Regions from separate parts of the Mus musculus genome. Here region 2 is linked to region 1. The links are chromatin loops, found by intact Hi-C in ENCODE. Cell type or tissue: heart. All regions are shown on one strand. Links, peaks and the distances in the headings refer to the core of each region. The heading gives the core; the rest is flanking DNA.

Evidence for each region. A loop is a pair of places that touch in the nucleus more often than their neighbours do. Peaks named below come from ENCODE experiments on the same cell type or tissue, not always from the same donor. Only the 100,000 strongest peaks of a DNase experiment are listed, where the experiment ranks them.
Region 2: a loop joins it to region 1, with 7 times the contacts of the local background. A loop is called at or near these places in 3 of 42 quality-filtered maps.

Annotation. Positions count from the first base shown.
Region 1 is chr4:108,972,418-108,980,751 of GRCm38, reverse strand. No RefSeq gene overlaps it. Among named protein-coding and RNA genes, the nearest start is that of 8030443G20Rik, 4.5 kb to the right of the region's middle. In heart, for the core only: a CTCF peak has its summit at 4,080 (motif pointing right); no DNase peak of the experiment used is centred there.
Region 2 is chr4:109,161,162-109,169,495 of GRCm38, reverse strand. All of the region lies in intron 2 of Osbpl9 (oxysterol binding protein-like 9), which reads left to right. It overlaps Gm52703 (a long non-coding RNA gene), which reads right to left. Exons shown (of 3, transcript XR_003955256.1): 3 at 4,319-4,947. Among named protein-coding and RNA genes, the nearest start is that of Gm52703, 32 kb to the right of the region's middle. In heart, for the core only: CTCF peaks have their summits at 3,572 and 3,775 (motif pointing right); a DNase peak (open chromatin) is centred at 3,775.

The DNA.
Region 1 (8,334 bases), core at 230-8,229:
TCCTGCCTCGCTGGCCTAACATTCCCCTATCCTGGATCATCAAGCCTCCACTGGACCAAAGGGCTCCCCTCCCAGTGATGTCAGATAAGGCCATCTTCTGCTACATATCCAGCTGAAGCCATGGGTATCCCCTGTGTATTCTTTGGTTGGTGGTTTAGTCCCTGGGAGCTCTGGGGAGTCTTCTTGGTTGATATTGTTCTTCCTATGGGGTTGCAAACCCCTTCAGCTCCTACAGTCCTTGGTCTAATTTCCCCATTGGGGTTCCTGTGCTCAGTCCAGTGTCTGACTGTGTACATCCGCATCTGTATTGCTCAAGAATTGGCAGAGCTCTCAGGAGACAGCTGTATCAGGCTCCTGTCAGTAAGTACCTCCTGGCATCCACAATAGTGTGTGTGTTTGGGTCTGCATGTGGGATGGATCCCCAGCTGGGGCAGTCTCAGAATGGCCTTTTCTGCAGTCTCTGCTCCACTCTTTGTCCCGGTATTTCCATGTGTGGTCTTGTTTTAGGATGAAATTATATATATGTATATATATATATGTGTGTGTGTGTGTGTGTATATGTATATATATTCCATTTGGTCCATGATCTGTCCATTAATGAGAGTGGGGTGTTGAAGTCTCTCACTATTATTGTGGGAGGTGCAATGTGTGCTTTGAGCTTTAGTAAAGTTTCTTTTATGAATGTGGGTGCCCTTGCATTTGGAGCATAGATGTTCAGAATTGAGAATTCTTCTTGGCAGATTTTTCCTTTGATGAGTATAAAGTGTCCTTCCTTATCCTTTTTGTTAACTTTTGGTTGAAAGTCTATTTTAATAGATATTAGAATGGCTACTTCAACTTGTTTCTTGGGACCATTTGCTTAGAAAATTGTTTTCCAGCCTTTTACTCTGAGGTAGTGTCTGTTTTTGACACTGAGGTGCGTTTCCTGTATGCAGCAAAATGTTGGGTCCTGTTTATGTATCCAGTCTGTAGCCTATGCCTTTTTATTGGGGAATTGAGTCCATTGATGTTAAGAGATATTAAGGAATAATGATTGTTGCTTCCTTTTATTTTTGATGTTATTTTTATGTTTTGTGGTTATCTTCTTTTGGGTTTGTTGAAAGAAGATACTTTCTAGCTTTTTCTAGGGTATAATTTCCCTCCTTGTATTATCCTTTGAAAGACTGGATTTGTGGAAAGATATTGTGTAAATTTTTTTGTCATGGAATATTTTGGTTTCTCTGTCTTTGGTAATTAAGAGTTTTGCTGGGTATAGTAGCCTGGGCTGGCATTTATGTTCTTGTAGGGTCTATATGACATCTGCCCAGGATCTTCTGGCTTTCATAGTCTCTGGTGAGAAGTCTGGTGTAATTCTGATAGGTCTGCCTTTATATGTTACTTGACATTTTCCCCTTACTGCTTTTAATATTCTTTCTTTGTTTTGTGCATTTTGTGTTTTGATTATTAAGTGACAGGAGGAATTTCTTTTCTGTAGAACCCTGTAGGAGTTCTGTAGGCTTCTCGTATGTTTATGGGCATCTCTTTCTTTAGGTTAGGGAAGTTTTCTTCTATAATTTTGTTGATGATATTTACTGGCCCTTTAAGTTGAAAATCTTCACTCTCTTCTATATCTATTATCCTTAGGTTTGGTCATCTCATTGTGTTCTGGATTTCCTGGATGTTTTGGGTTAGGAGCTTTTTGAATTTTGCATTTTCTTTGACTGTTGTGTCAATGTTTTCTATGGTATCTTCTGCACCTGAGATTCTCTCTTCTATCTCTTGTATTCTGTTGGTGATGCTTGCATCTATGACTCCTGGTCTCTTTCCTAAGTTTTCTATCTCCAGTGTTGTCTTCCTTTGTGATCTCTTGATTGATTCTATTTCCATTTTTAGATCCTGGATGGTTTTGTTCAGTTCCTTCACCTGTTTGGTTGTATTTTCCTATAATTCTTTAAGGGATTTTTGTGTTTCCTCTTTAAGGGCTTCTGTTTACCTGTGTTCTCCTGTTTTTCTTTAAGGGAATTATTTATTTTCTTCTTAAACTCCTCTATCATCACCATGAGATGTGATTTTTTAAATCAGTCTGCTTTTCTGGTGTGTTGAAGGTAACCAGGGCTCACTATGGTGGGAGAACTGGGTTCTGATGACACCAAGTAGTTTTGGTTTCTGTTGTTTATGTTCCTGTGCTTACCTTTCCTTTTGCCATCTGGTTATCTGGTGTTAGCTGGTCTTGCTGTCTCTGACTTTGGCTTGTCCCTCCTGCAAGCCTGTGTGTTAGTACTCCCGAGAGACCAGTTCTCTCCCGGACGAATGGATCCCATTACACATGGAATGCTGGGAATTGAACTCAAAACTTCTGGAAGAGCAGTCAGTGCTCTTAATCACTGAGCTAACTCTCCAGCCCACCCTGATGACATTCTTAAGGCAAGGGTATTTAGCAAGAGTTGTAGCCGCCTGCGGCTACATGAACTGGGTTCCCCTGAAAGGGGGGCTGGGGTTGAAAGCGATCAGACGGCAGAAAAGAATGAGGCCAAGACAAACCTTTTTGTTCAAAGTCTCTGAAGTTTACTTAGAGTCCGTGCTTATAAAGAGGGTAGGCCCATTCCCCCCACTCCCCCCCCCACCACCCCCCACCCCACCCTCCCGCCAGCCCATTCTTGGTACCCAGAGCCAGCCCGTAGGAGATCTACAGGGTGTATCTCCGGAATGTCTCAAGGACCTTTCAGCAGGAAGCAGAGTCTTGGAGAAGAGCAAACAGAGCCACCAAGGTCAGAAGGCTATACCCTAGGTAATCTCCTTCTTAGTGGTATCAAGGTCAAAGTTTGGATCAGCCTGCTTCAAGGCTGAGGGAGGCTACAAAGAGTCTTTCTGTAATTTTTTTGGTGACATCACAGGTCTGTCACAGTGATAAGCAGTCAAGTCTGTTCTCAAACCAGCCTGAGAGACTTCAGTAAGACCGGAGCCTGGACAAACGTAGTTCTCAAGAGCCATACAGCCCAGAGAAAGGTGTTACTTTTCTAAGTCACAGCTTCTTAAAAGGGGGTATTGAGCCTCCATCAAGTTGTAAGGATTAATCAAAATAATAAATAAATAGATATGTGTACTGTTGGGGGCACTAATAGGCATGTACAAGAGTTTGTGAGCAACAGTTGTAGAAGAAAGGAAAACGCAAAAGGGGTTGGCTAAATTTTCCCTGCTAAAATCATAAGACTTTGGACAAGTCTCTTTGGCTTTTGTTTTGTTTGAGTTTTTTAGACAAAAGGCCGAGAAATGATTTGTTTGAGTTTTTTGAGACAGGGTTTCTCTGTGTAGCCCTGGGTTTCCTGGGGTTCCCTTTGTCAACCAATCTGGCCTCAAATAGAGAGATCTACCTCTGTCAGCCTCCCGAGTGCTGAGAGTAAAGACCACTCTCCCAGTCTTTGGACAAGTCTCTTATTCTTAGTTCTCTTGTCTACAAAACACATCTGCATAGGGCTGTCAGGAGGAGTCTGTGCCATTACACTCAATGAGCACCTGTTACAGAGTGTGGCCAGTAATGGTGTATTCAAGAATTATTACAGAAAAGGACTGAGCATGACTGCACTCCAGAAGATCCAACAAGCAGCTGAAAGAGTCAGATGCAGATATTTGCTCCCAACCAATGGACAGAAGCAGCTGACCCCTGTGGTTGAATTAGGGAAAGGCTGAAAGAAGCTGAGGAAGAGGGTAACCCTGTAGGAGGATGAGCAGTCTCAATTAATCTGGACTCCGAGATCTCTCAAACACTGGACCACCAACCAGGCAGCATCCACCAGCTGATAGGAGGCCCCTAACACATATACAGCAGAGGACTGCCGGGTCTGTGTTCAATCAGAGATGAACCCTCAAGAGACTGGAGGCCCCAGGGACTTTAGAGGTCAGGTGGGGTGGGGACATCCACGTGGAGACAGGGGTGTGTGGAGGAGCTATGGGATGTGGAATAGTTGGAGGGTAGACAGGGAGGGATAAAATCTGGAGTGTAAATAAATAAATAAATAAATAAGAACTATTACCTTAGTTCTTGAAGTTTAATGTCAAGGCCTAATTGGGCTTGTTGGTGTTGGCAGCTGTGATCTCCTGATTGGACCACAAGAGGGAGGTAGATGCACAAAAGTGGACGTCTTTAACAGGACTCTGGATAGAAGGGATAAAAAGATGTAGCCTTCTCTCTGGATTTTGTCAGAAGAGCCCTAAGCTTCTTTTTAACCACTATTCATGTACTTCTATCATGGAAGCTTTTAGCTGGTGGTGGTCATGGCGGGTGTTGTTTTTATTGTTAAAATCCTGTTATCGAGGGAGATGGAAACAATGTCTACCCCTCTTCCCAAGGTCCCAACTTAGACGGAGCAAATGGAGATATGATTCCACCAAAGACTCATAGTTCACTGTGGGCAATCAATAGACTTACAGAGCATAGGTGAGGGGCTACGTCCCAGAGTGGGCGGTGCTCCTCCACCAAAGGCCAGGCTGGAAAGTCTTTACCCAGCAGGGATGGTGACTTTCCCACAGCTGCATAGAGGGAAGTTCCAGTCTTTCTTGGTGCATATACTCAAGCCCCTCCCCAAAGTGACAAGCAATTAGGACAAGCGAGGCGTACAACAGGTGGTAAGAAGTGTCTGGAAATTCAGGTGCCCCTCCTTGCCCCTCCAAGAGGAGATATAAACGGTTAACAAGCCCTGCTGGGATGATCTACTGCAAGTGGATACAGCTGATCTTCCAAAGATGGCAGTTATTTGGCTCAGAGGATAAGCATATGAAACAGTTGTTTTCAAAAGGAGGCTAGATCAAAGAACATTCAATGGATAGCCTTTAATGTTGTGAATTTCACTTCCACTTGGAGTTCCTCTATCACCTGATACATAGACTATGACTACATTATACCATTAATACACTCGCTTTCCCCCATTCCTCATTCCAGAAGTCAGTGGCAGTTTTTGTCTACACTCTGCTCATAGGATTGATTTCTTCTCCTTCTTTTTTTGTGGGGGGGGGGGTTGGTTTTTGGGAGTTTTGGGGTTTTTGTTTGTTTGTTTATTTTGTTTTTTTTTTTTTCGAGACAGGGTTTCTCTGTGTAGCCCTGGCTGTACTGGACCTCACTCTATAGACCAGGCTGGCCTCAAACTCAGAAATTTGCCTGCCCCATCACTTAATGGCCTGTGGACTGAGGTTTTCCATGGAAATTGCGAGGAGTGGGCTAGTTTCTTTTACAGAGCCAGGGATCAAAGGAATCCAGTTCACTATTTATATGCTTGTTTGTAAACTTAGTAAAGAGCAGTCACTCTGTTTTATAGCTTATGCTCCACTTGCTTCTTTGCAGCTTGAAGAGTCGTCAGATGGGTGTTCTTGAGCTGTCTGCTGGCGCCTTCTTTTTTCAGTAGCCACCCTTCTTGGTGGGAAGACTCAAGAGGTCTGGGTGCCTTGCCTAACTGTACTAAAGCATGGCCTTCATCCACTGTGTAGCCAGATATGACCCATGGAGTGACTACTTCACCTTGTGTGTTTAGAAGTTGTGTTCACTGGTTTTAAAAAAAAAAAAAAAAGAGGATTTCTTTACTTTTCAAGAAAGCCTCCTATTTCATGTGTCTAGCTCCTCTTGTATGTTTAGAACTAAATCCTGTGCTCATGGGTTATCCAAGGAGGCCAGACTCGGGGCCGACAGCTCAGAAATGGAAGAACACTAGAGGGTAGAAGTTAAGTTCCCTTATTGGGTGGACTGTACCAGGTGACTTTAAGTCACCTTATCTCTCTGGATTTCAGTTCCTTCATCTATACAGAGGGACCAATAATGCTTTCTCCATGGAGTTGACGTAAGAATTCAATAAGATTGCTTAATAGGTGCCTGTGCCTGGCACAGAGTAGATGGTTAATAAATAAATATGCTTCATAAATATTAATTATAAATCCACCTAGAGGGGCATGGGAGTACTTGTTAGAGTTTAGGAATGTTGGTGCCAATTTGCCATCCTCTATAGTCTGTAACAATATACTGTAACAATATCAAGTAAAGAGTCTTAAGGAATTATTGGTAATTCCAGTATAATATTGAATATTGATCTACCCTGAAAGCAAACCAACCTTCTCGCCATTGGGTATTTACATGATTTCTGTTATCTTTATGGTATATCTTAAACTCTGATACTGGATTTATTGGTTCTTCTTTTCCCCTGGCAGCATAAGAATCATTATTCTTAGTTACTACCTGATATAGCACACACTAAGCTTAATATTTGTTGAATGACTAAGTGACTCATCATTCCTACGAAATTAGGTGTAGTAGCATGTATTTGTAATCCTAGAACTCAGGAGGTAAAAACAGGAGGATCAGAAGTTCAAGGTCAACTAAAGCTATAGGAAATCTTGTTCCATAGATAATTGATTGATAGATAGATAGATAGATAGATAGATAGATAGATAGATAGACAGATATTCTTAGGAAATTATGCCCTGAGATTTGTGTCAATCTATCCTGATAAACTTACATTAGAAAATTACTCTGCTGAGTGAGTGGGGTGGTGCACACCCTTAATCTGAGCACTCAGGAGGCAGAGGTAGGCAGATCTCTGAGTTCGAGGCCAGCCTGGTCTATAGAGCAAATTCCAGAACAACCAGGACTATATGGAGAAACTATGTCTCAAAACAAACAAACAAACAAGTTACTCTGCTGTTTTGATCACCATTCTTATTTATTCACAAAGCCTAATGTGTACTATGTGTTTAGCAAATATCTTTGAACCACTAGATGAACACACCCACAGTAATATTGACAACCTTATACAGTAGAGGAGGCTATGGAGTCAAAAATGCTGAGGTCAAATCCTGGCTTTAGTGCCATGAGACTAACATTCTCCACAAATCTAAATTTGTTCTTGTGTAAACTAAGGGCAACCTAATCTTTCTCGTGCATGTATTGTGAGAACTAAATATGATAACACTGCCTAGCTCACAGTGAGCGCTTGGCAAGTGTTATATCTCCATAGTGCTGAGAATGTGGACAGTACCTCGCACTCATTAGATCTTTTTTTTAAAGTGTGTGAGAGGTTGTCTAGTGCTCACATTTACCCAACACAAGCCAAGGAATAGGTCTTCAGCTTTAGAAGGCATAAGAAACTATTGGGAAGATAGTTTACCATAAATGTAGCTTTGGAAGGCCATGTTCTGAGGAATGTCAATGATTACTTGACATTGCAATCCTGTCTTTGCTTTTGGGAAGGAAGGGGCCTTTCCCTATTTCCCTAGAACTGGTCCAACAGCCCAATTTCCTGTGCTCATCATCTGATCTGGGTCATTGTCTAAACCATTCAGAAGTTCCCTCCGGGATCAATGCCCCAGATTAGCATTCCGATCCTCACTCTCAGCCTGCTTGTCACCTCAGCCTGAAATGCTTCTTATTCTCCCTATTCACTTCTTCCCATCCACCAACGCTTAAGCTCAAGTCTATGTTCACAAGCATCTCTTTAGAAATTCTCTTAGCTTTTGAAGTGATATCTCTTCCTTGGGCTCTGAGGAAAGCAGTTCTCTCAGCACTGCTTCCCAAAAGGAATGATGTTCATGAAAAACAGGGTCTTTAACAAGCTGATGTCATCTTAGTAACCCCGAGGGCTGAGGTCACTAATGTCCTGATTCTGATTCCTGATGCTACGGTTGTGAGCGTCTGGTGTTTGTGACACTGAGACTTTATGTGGTTTGGGCACTATAAATGTATAGCAGTGACAGGGGTCTTATTTGGGGTGTTGAGGGAGGGAGGTGTGTTTCCAATTCTTCTCTCTCTCAATCTCTCTCTCTCTTTTTTGTTTTGTTTTGTTTTTGTTTTTTTTGAGACAGGGTTTCTCTGTATAGCCCTGGCTGTCCTGGAACTCACTTTGTAGACCAGGCTGGCCTCGAACTTAGAAATCGACCTGCCTCTGCCTCCCGAGTGCTAGGATTAAAGGCGTGCGCCACCACTGCCTGGCAATTCTTCTCTTCTTGAAGGGCTTCATTCAGTCAAGAAACACAGTTTGAACAGAGACTTATTCAGCACAGTAGCAGATATCTGTTTAGGAGAGAAGCATAAGCTTAGTCTGTAATGCTAGGCAAACCAAGCACGAAGAGGCCTGAAGTGGGCTGCCCCACAGAGAGAAGCATCAGGGTGGCTACTGCATTGTGGATTTTAAAGTGATTATATAAATATTTATGAGGTGGGTAGCATATTCATGTGGTAGGTAGGTGATGCTTATTCTGTCCCAAATTGTGGTGGACCAGTTTTTCCTTTTAGGTATTTTCCACCATGATTCCTACCAAGGGGGTGTGGCTGTCAAAACCATAACGAAAGTGATAGAATAATGAACTTAGGTCTTTTGA
Region 2 (8,334 bases), core at 36-8,035, 190 kb before region 1:
TGGAGCTAACTAGTCTATAGTTATGTTAATTTTATGATGTTTAATTTTTTTTTAAAGATTTATTTATTATTATATGTAAGTACACTGTAGTTGTCTTCAGACACTCCAGAAGAGGAGTTGGATCTCATTACGAATGGTTGTGAGCCACCATGTGGTTGCTGGGATTTGAACTCTGGACCTTCGGAAGAGCAGTCGGGTGCTCTTACCCACTGAGCCATCTCACCAGCCCATGATGTTTAATTTTATGAGAGTTTTCTTTTCCTCTGTTATCTGTTACCTAACAGTATAGTTCAGATAGGCAGGATAACTGCTTAATTATTTCCTTTCACTTGCCCAGTTTTTAAGATAATGGCTTCAGTTCACAATCATTTACATATCCAAAAAAATTTGTGCACCATATTAGTAACAGTAGCTCCAAAGCTAAACAATTCAAGTGTCTATACATAGAAAACTGAAATTGTGTGTATGTGTGTGTGTCCTGAACTGTAAATATAAATTAAGAAAGGGAGCTGAAATTGGATGGATCACAGGGCCCCCAATGGAGGAGCTAGAGAAAGTACCCAAGGAGCTGAAGGGATCTGCAATCCTATAGGTGGAACAACATTATGAACTAACCAGTACCCCCTGGAGCTCATGTCTCTAGCTGCATATGAAACAGAAGATGGCCTAGTCAGCCATCAGTGGAAAGAGAGACCCATTGGTCGTGCAAACTTTATATGCCTCAGTACAGGGGAACGCCAGGGCCAAGAAGTGGGAGTAGGTGGGTAGGGGAGTGGGTGGGGGAGCGTGTGGGGGACTTTTGGGATAGCATTGGAAATGTAAATGAAATAAATACCCAATAAAAATATATTAAAAAAAGAAAAATTATATAATAGTTCATAACACACATTTCCTATAAAATAAATGTATTTGTGTCTGGAAGACAGTAATGTAAGTTATTATAATGATTACAATTTTCTGATACCTACATATCATCTAAGAAATTAGTGCACTTTTGTAAAGCATATTTTAGTCTATGAAGATACTTTGCCCTGAATTATTTAGTGGGAACAATAAAATCAAACAAAATGTTTACTCCAAAAAAAAAAAGAAAGAAAGGGAGCTGAAATCCCTTACGGTGCTTTTGTTCCAGGGTTTTATTAAAGCAACTGGAAAAGAAACTAAGACAAATACTATTGAGCCTTAAGAAAAGAAAGGAAAATTTCACATATGCTAACATGTATGGATTTTGAGGGTATTATACTGAGTAAAATAAGCTAGTCACCAAACACAAATATCCTTGCAAACTGGAAGTAAAATGGTTTCCAGACTGAGCATGGGGAAATAACAAATTGTTATTTGGTGGGTATGGAATTGTTTGAGTTTAGAAAGGAGATTTCTGGAGATGGATGGTGGTCCTCAATGCTGAACCCTAAAAATGACTAAAACAGTAAATATCAGGTTGATATGTTTTTAAAAAAGATTTATTTTATTTATTTTATGTATATGAGTACACTGTAGCTGTAGAGATGGTTGTGAGCCTTCATGTGTTTGCTGGGAATTGAATTTTTAGGACTTCTGCTCGCTCTGGTCAACCCCGCTCGCTCAGTTCCTGCTTGCTCCAGCCCAAAGATTTATTTATTATTATATATAAGTACACTGTAGCTGACTTCAGACGCACCAGAAGAGGGCGTCGGATCTCATTACAGATGGTTGTGAGCCACCATGTGGTTTCTGGGATTTGAATTCATGACCTTCAGAAGAGTAGTCAGTGCTCTTACCCACTGAGCCATCTCACCAGCCCAATATGTTTTGTCATATATAAAAACACACATTGAATTTTCCACAATTCCACAGGTAGTTGGATTTTCTGCAAGAGCTACAAGGGTGAAGTAAAGACTGGGGTGGGTTTTATCTGGAAGCTCTAAGAAAGAATCCTTTTCAGGCTGTTAATCATATTTAGTTGCTTGTAGTTAAAACATCTGAAGTCTCTTTGTTACTGTCACTTGTCACCCTTACTCTGCTTTTGTGCCTAACTGCCAGGTCTCCTACTTATAGGAGCCAACAAAATACACATTTTCCTGTACTGTTGTGAATCCCTGATTCCCATTCTGCTCACAGCTGCAAAAAATACTATTTGATAAAGGCTCATGCAGATCAACAATATGAACTAAGTACCCCAGAGCTCGTGGCTCTAGCTGCATATGTAGCAGAGGATGGCCTAGTCAGTCATCAATGGGAGGAGAGGCCCTTGGTCTTGCAAAGATTCTATGCCCCAATACAGGGGAATGCCAGGGCCAGAAAGCGGGAGTGTGTGTGTGTGGGTTGGGGAGCAAGGGTAGGGGGGAGGGTATAGGGGATTTTCGGAGAGGAAACTAGGAAAGGGGAGAGCATTTGAAATGTAAATGAAGAAAACATCTAATTTAAAAAAAAAAAGAAGGAAAAAGGCTCATGCAATTAGGTTAGGTTAGGTAATCTTTCTGCTTTTATTAATCAAGGCACTGACATGCTCTCATCACATCCTGTTTGCATCTATAGTCCCAGGAGAAGAGATTATCCAAGAACAAGTGTCATTCTAAGAATCCTGCCTGCTGCCTATCCGGTCAGAGAAGGACCTACAGAAACCTGCATTTAAATCTCATTTTACCCTTTGATTGAGTGACAGAGGGAATCTGTATGCTTGGGTTTGAGTTTTCTTTAAGTGAGGATCCTAATGCCTTTCTAGCAGAGTTCTGTGAGCATTAGGCACTTGGTGCATCATGAAGGGTAATGCAAAGTGTATTTATGATAAGGCTGGGGTGCAGTTCACTTGGTAGTGCGCATGCTTCCTAGCATGCACAAGGGTTCCATCCTCAGAGCTGCATAAAAGCAGATGTGGCTGGTGCATTCCTCTAATCCCAGCACTAAGGAGGCAGAGGCAGGTTGAACACAAGTTCAAGGTCATCTCCTGTGACTTTAAGTTTAGGGTTTGTATTGCTTTGATGAAACACCATGATCAAAAAGCAAGTTGGGGAGGAAAGGGTTTATTTGGCTTATACTTCCATATTGTAGCCATGACTGAAGAAAGTCAGGACAGAAACTCAAGCAGGGCAGGAACCTGGAGGCAGGAGCTGATGCACAAGGGAATGGAAGTGTGCTGCTTACTGGCTTACTACCCATGGCTTGCTCAGCCTGCTTTCTTAAAGAACCCAGGACCACCAGCTGAGGGGTGGTGGCACCACCCACAATGGGCAGGACTCTCTCCCATCAATCACTAGTTAAGAAAATGCCCTACAGCCAGATCTTGTGAAGGCATTTTCTCCAAGGTTTTCACTTCTCAGATAACTATTGTGTGTGTCAAGTTGACATATAAATCTAGCCTGCACAAGATCCTGCCACAAAAACAAGAGTGGAGAGGGGGGAGAGAAAGATTGTCCTTTGGGCTTCCTGTGTGAGAAACATCTGGGCAGTTGTCGATTGCCAGGAGCCCCCATCTACACACCTTATTTTAGAGAAAGATCCTAGGATCTTTAGTTTTGAACACACCCTCTGGTTGATTATGTTATGCAGACAAGTTGGGATCACTGTAGACGGATCTCGGGGAGCTCACATGTTACTGCCTGAGACGCTTCGCAGATCTAGTTTCTTGACCTTTTAAGGTGTCAGGATTAGCATTTTTTTTTTTTTTTCTGGAGTTAGGGACGAGTTTCGTGCTTCGTGCACCACTTCCAAACCCCATCTCCAGGCACTGAATTGACTTAGTTATTTATCAAGGTCACACATTCATGGTGAATCTGTCAGCAAAATTATGTGCCACTAGATGGCGCGCTTGCCCTGAAGAAGTAGTGATGGTTGCTGCTTGGATCTGATCTTCCACTTCATCCCCATGGTTTTATTTTTAGGTTTTAGCCTTTTGAGATAGGGTTTCTCTGTGTAACCCTGGCTGCCCCGAAACTCTCTTTCCCTGTGAACCAGGATGGCCTCGAACTTACAGAGATCTGCCTGCTTCTGCCTCCTAAGTGCTGGGATTGAAGGTGTGTGCCACCACTCCCCAGCCCCATGTTTCATCTGAAAGCACAACAATAACATTTTTAGGAAATATCTGCAAAATGGATAAGTAAAAGCATTAAAGAGGGTGAGAGGTAGAGACCACAGCATGGCGTCTGTGGAATGAAGGTTAAGAATGAATTCTGCCCTATGAAATGAGCCAACACTTTCCATGCATTCCTGAGCTCTTAAAAAGAAGAAGAAAAGCTAGACCAGACGGGGTACCATACTGTTCACTCACAGAATTGTCAGCATCAAATTTGTTAATGTATTTGAAAAGTGGTAGAGATTGAACCTACTGCTTTAGAGATCCCAGACCAGCAGTTCACCACTGAGGGGCATTCCCACACCACTGAGGGGCATTTCCAGCTCCCTTTAGTTTTTTTCAGACCAGGGCTTACTGATGCCCATGCTGGCCTTGAACCGTGGTTCTCTGCCTCAGCCTCTCGAGTAGCTGAGATCATAGGCTTGGGCTGCCATGCCTGCCTATAGTAAGCACTATTGGTGCAGACGAATCTTGGACTCTGACATTCTGAGAGGCTTAGGATCACCACAGAGAGATGGATTATAAGTCTTATGTACTTAATAGTGAAGCAGTGTGCGAGTTCTTTCTTTTTTGTATGTGTATGTGATTTGCATACATGTTCTCCTGTGTGCAGCGCTTTCCAAGTTATTAGTAAGGCAGGCCCATTCAGGTGAACTCTCAGCTTGCCATGCTAGCCAGTTCGCTCCAGGGCTCCTGTCTCTGCCTTCAGATGCTGGCTTTCTAGGCAGAAGAACGTTCATGTGAGTCCAGGGGATCCAAACTCTGGTCTTGGCAAAAGATCTCACAGTGAGCACTTTAACTCCTAGGCACTCTCCTAAACCTCACGGTCCTCATTAAATCAGCAGCGAGAGAGGTGCCTGCATTTGCTGCTGCTTCAGTGTTAAACCCTGCAGGTCCTAGAATATCAAATGAAGAAAAAGCAAGAGATAAATGGCTTGGTCAGAAAATTTGTGTTTGCGTATGTTTCTGTAAACTACACAAGTGGTCTCGGCACGTGGTCATATAAGAGCAAGGAACAAAGAAAAAAGATAGGATAGGCGATGGGACAGTAGGAGAATTAAAGTTAATCCTATTTGCACATAACATGTTTATGTGCGTACAATCCACGAGAACCTACAGAAGCATTGGAGGGATGGCTCAGTGGGTAACAATGTTCGCTGCTCAATCAGATGACCTGAATTCACTTGCCAACTCCCACAATTTGTCCTCTGACCTCTGCATGTGTGCCATGACACATATGTGCCAATAAATAAAATAATGTGAAAACATTGCATAAACTTTATTTTTATAACTAGCCTTGAACAAAAACTTTGGATATTGAGGTTACTGGAGAGATAGATCAGTGGTTAAGAGTACACACTGTTCTTTCTGAGGATTGGAGATCAATTCCAGCAACCATTTCAGGTGACCCACAACTGCCTATAATCCAGCTCCAGGGTATTTAATACCTTCTGCTGGCATCTGTGGGCACCTTTGCATAATAGCATACATGCACAGATGCACACACAGATGTAAATATAAATACATCTCAGGAGGCAGAGCCAAGTGCATCTCTGAATTTGAGGACAGTCTGGTCTACTAAGGAAGTTCCAGATCAAATCATTTGTGTGTTTGTATATGTGTGTATGTATATATATATGTATATGCACATATATATGTGCACGTATATATAGTAAGACCCTGTCTCAAAAACAGCAAATTGGATATGAGAACAATGTGCAAAAGCTAGTAACATTCTTTAATAATTCCTGTAATCAACTAGGAAAAGAGTTAAAAGAACTATATTTGTAATAATAGGTGGGCATGTTTAAAGGACATGTATATATGAGTGCACAGTTAAGTTCTACTGTTGTTTCTGTAGCCAGGGACATTGTGTGCTTAGTGTAAAGTGGGAATAGTGTGCTTAGCAGCAACCATGTTCCTTTTAGGAGGTGGGTGAGCAATTTATGCTCTGGAGTGGTCATCATTCCTTTATTGCCTTTGGAATCAGTTTACCAACCTACTTCTCTCTCTTTCTCTCTCTCGCTCACTCGCTCGCTCGCTCTGCAAACAAAACACACAAAACAACACCTTGTATCTTGTTTTGCCTTGTTTTTTTTCTCCCAAATCATTAAAACAAAACTGATTCTATCTTAGGCTTTTGCATCATTATTCATGTTTAAAGTCTTTCTGTGTGTATAGAAAAAAGAGAAAAAGAAAACCAAGAAATCCATCCACTTGGAGAAGACTCTGAAGCTGTAGCTACTGTCTGCAGCCTGAAGAAGTATGTACTGATGAGCATGCCTCAGAGAAGACCAGCAGTGGCGCACAACTTAATCTTAGCACTCAGGAGGCAGAGGCAGGCGGATCTCTGAGTTCGAGGCCAGCCAATCTATAAAGTGAGTTCTAGGACAGACAGGGCTACACAGATAAACTGTCTTGGAAAAAACAAAAGAAAACAAAACCCAAGACACAACAAAAAAGAAAACCTCAGAGAAAAAGAGGCCATAGAAGATAAGTATGTATTATGTTGGGGTCATGAGCCTTAAAAGCATCACAATAAAAGGTTGATATTTTGGTGGGTTAGAACAACAGTTTTCTTGATATTATTTCCTCTATGAGTTGCCAAGAGAAGCTTTGCTCCAGAATGCCCCCACCCCCACCCCAATATCAGAGCAAACCCAGAAGGGGGGAGAGGAAGGGTAGCAGAGAGAATAACTGGGGATGTGTGGTTGTGGGAAGGGTCTTGCAACAACCGGTAGCTCTCAAGCAGTTCAGGTACAGAAGTCACTGAGGGAAGTTAGCGCCTTGGGGCTCAGCTGTGGTGCAGTGTGGCCGTCTCTGAAACCTGGCCAGTTGTGACAGTGAAAGTAGAAGTCCTTCGTTATTGTACCAGAGCAACAGGAATAATTCAGGATTGTTGTGGGCAAACAGGTCATAAGGTCACCTTCTGTGAGATGAAGAAGAGCTGGCGATGTGCTTCTTGCACTCAAGGAATGGAAGACTGAGACGAGTTACAGGCCAGAGGTTTGGATGATCACAGAATCCTGCCTGGAAAGGAATTAGAGAAAGTCTAATTGCTGGAGTGGATGCAGACTCAAAGAGGGTCCTGGCTGTTGTTGAAGAGTCTTGCATATGTGCACCAGCAGCTGGGGCTGGTGAAGAGGAGAGAAAAGGTGAGAGGGAATGGAGTAAGATGGGTGAAAACCTTTGCCCAGAAAACCATGAGCATTGTGGTAGTGAAGCTGTCAATCAGTGTGAGTGCACTCGTTCATGCATGGAACTTGCTGAGTCCACTTAACACTTCTAAGGGTCGAGAATACCACCCCTAATTCAGGTTTTCTCAGACAGTTCCATAGACCTCAGAAGATAAGTTCCATGCTCTCACCTACCCTCCTGTACATGGCCAGCTTGACTGTGGTGGAGGTATGATTTAGAACATAAAAAGGCCAAGAAAAGTGAGAGGGCCTATTTTCCTAATACTGAAATGTAAAAGCTTCTAGAGGCTTCCAGAAAACAGTGCAGGAAAAATATTTCCTTGGTCTTAGGACTGAGAAACACTTCTTGAAGGACACACGGGAAGTACAACTATAAAGTATAAACTGAAGACATTGTAGGGAAGGAATTAAAGTTAAGAACTGTTCCTCAGAAGACAGAAGATGTAAAGGGCAGGGGACAGATACTGTAGACAATAGAAAGAAAACTGAGAATAGGAAAAGATGGTTTGTTTCTTGCGTATCAACGTCACTGAACGGTTGTCATCGTACAGAGGATATGCAAATAGCGATAAACATGAAAAGATACCCAATCAGATACCAGAGAAATGGAAACTAAAGCCCCTGTCAGATTTTCAGTGGTCACTGCTGCGTGATTTCAGATGTGCTCGTGAAGTGGGAGTGAGGCCAGCACAGCTGCTCTTAGAACCCTCAACAGTCTGCAGACCACCAGGCTCATACCTCTGATCTAGTAACTCCACCCCAAGGTTTGAGTCTACTAAGCATAAGAAAAGATCAACAGTGTCCAAACCAACATTATCCTGGGGTAAAACTGGCAGTATAAATGTCTATCCACAGTGAAATTGATGTTTTGAATAGCCAAATAGAAGCATAACTGTAAAAACAAACAAAAACCCTCAACAAACTGCAACCCGCAACGTAGGTTAGTTTACAAACATTTTGTGTGAAAGCAGATTAAGATTCTTGAGTCCATTTGTATAAAACTCAAGACAGAAGGACTTAATAATGTTGAAGAACAGTGTTTACCTCACTGTGTAGAATGGCGATCTGCTTGCAACATCTGTCATC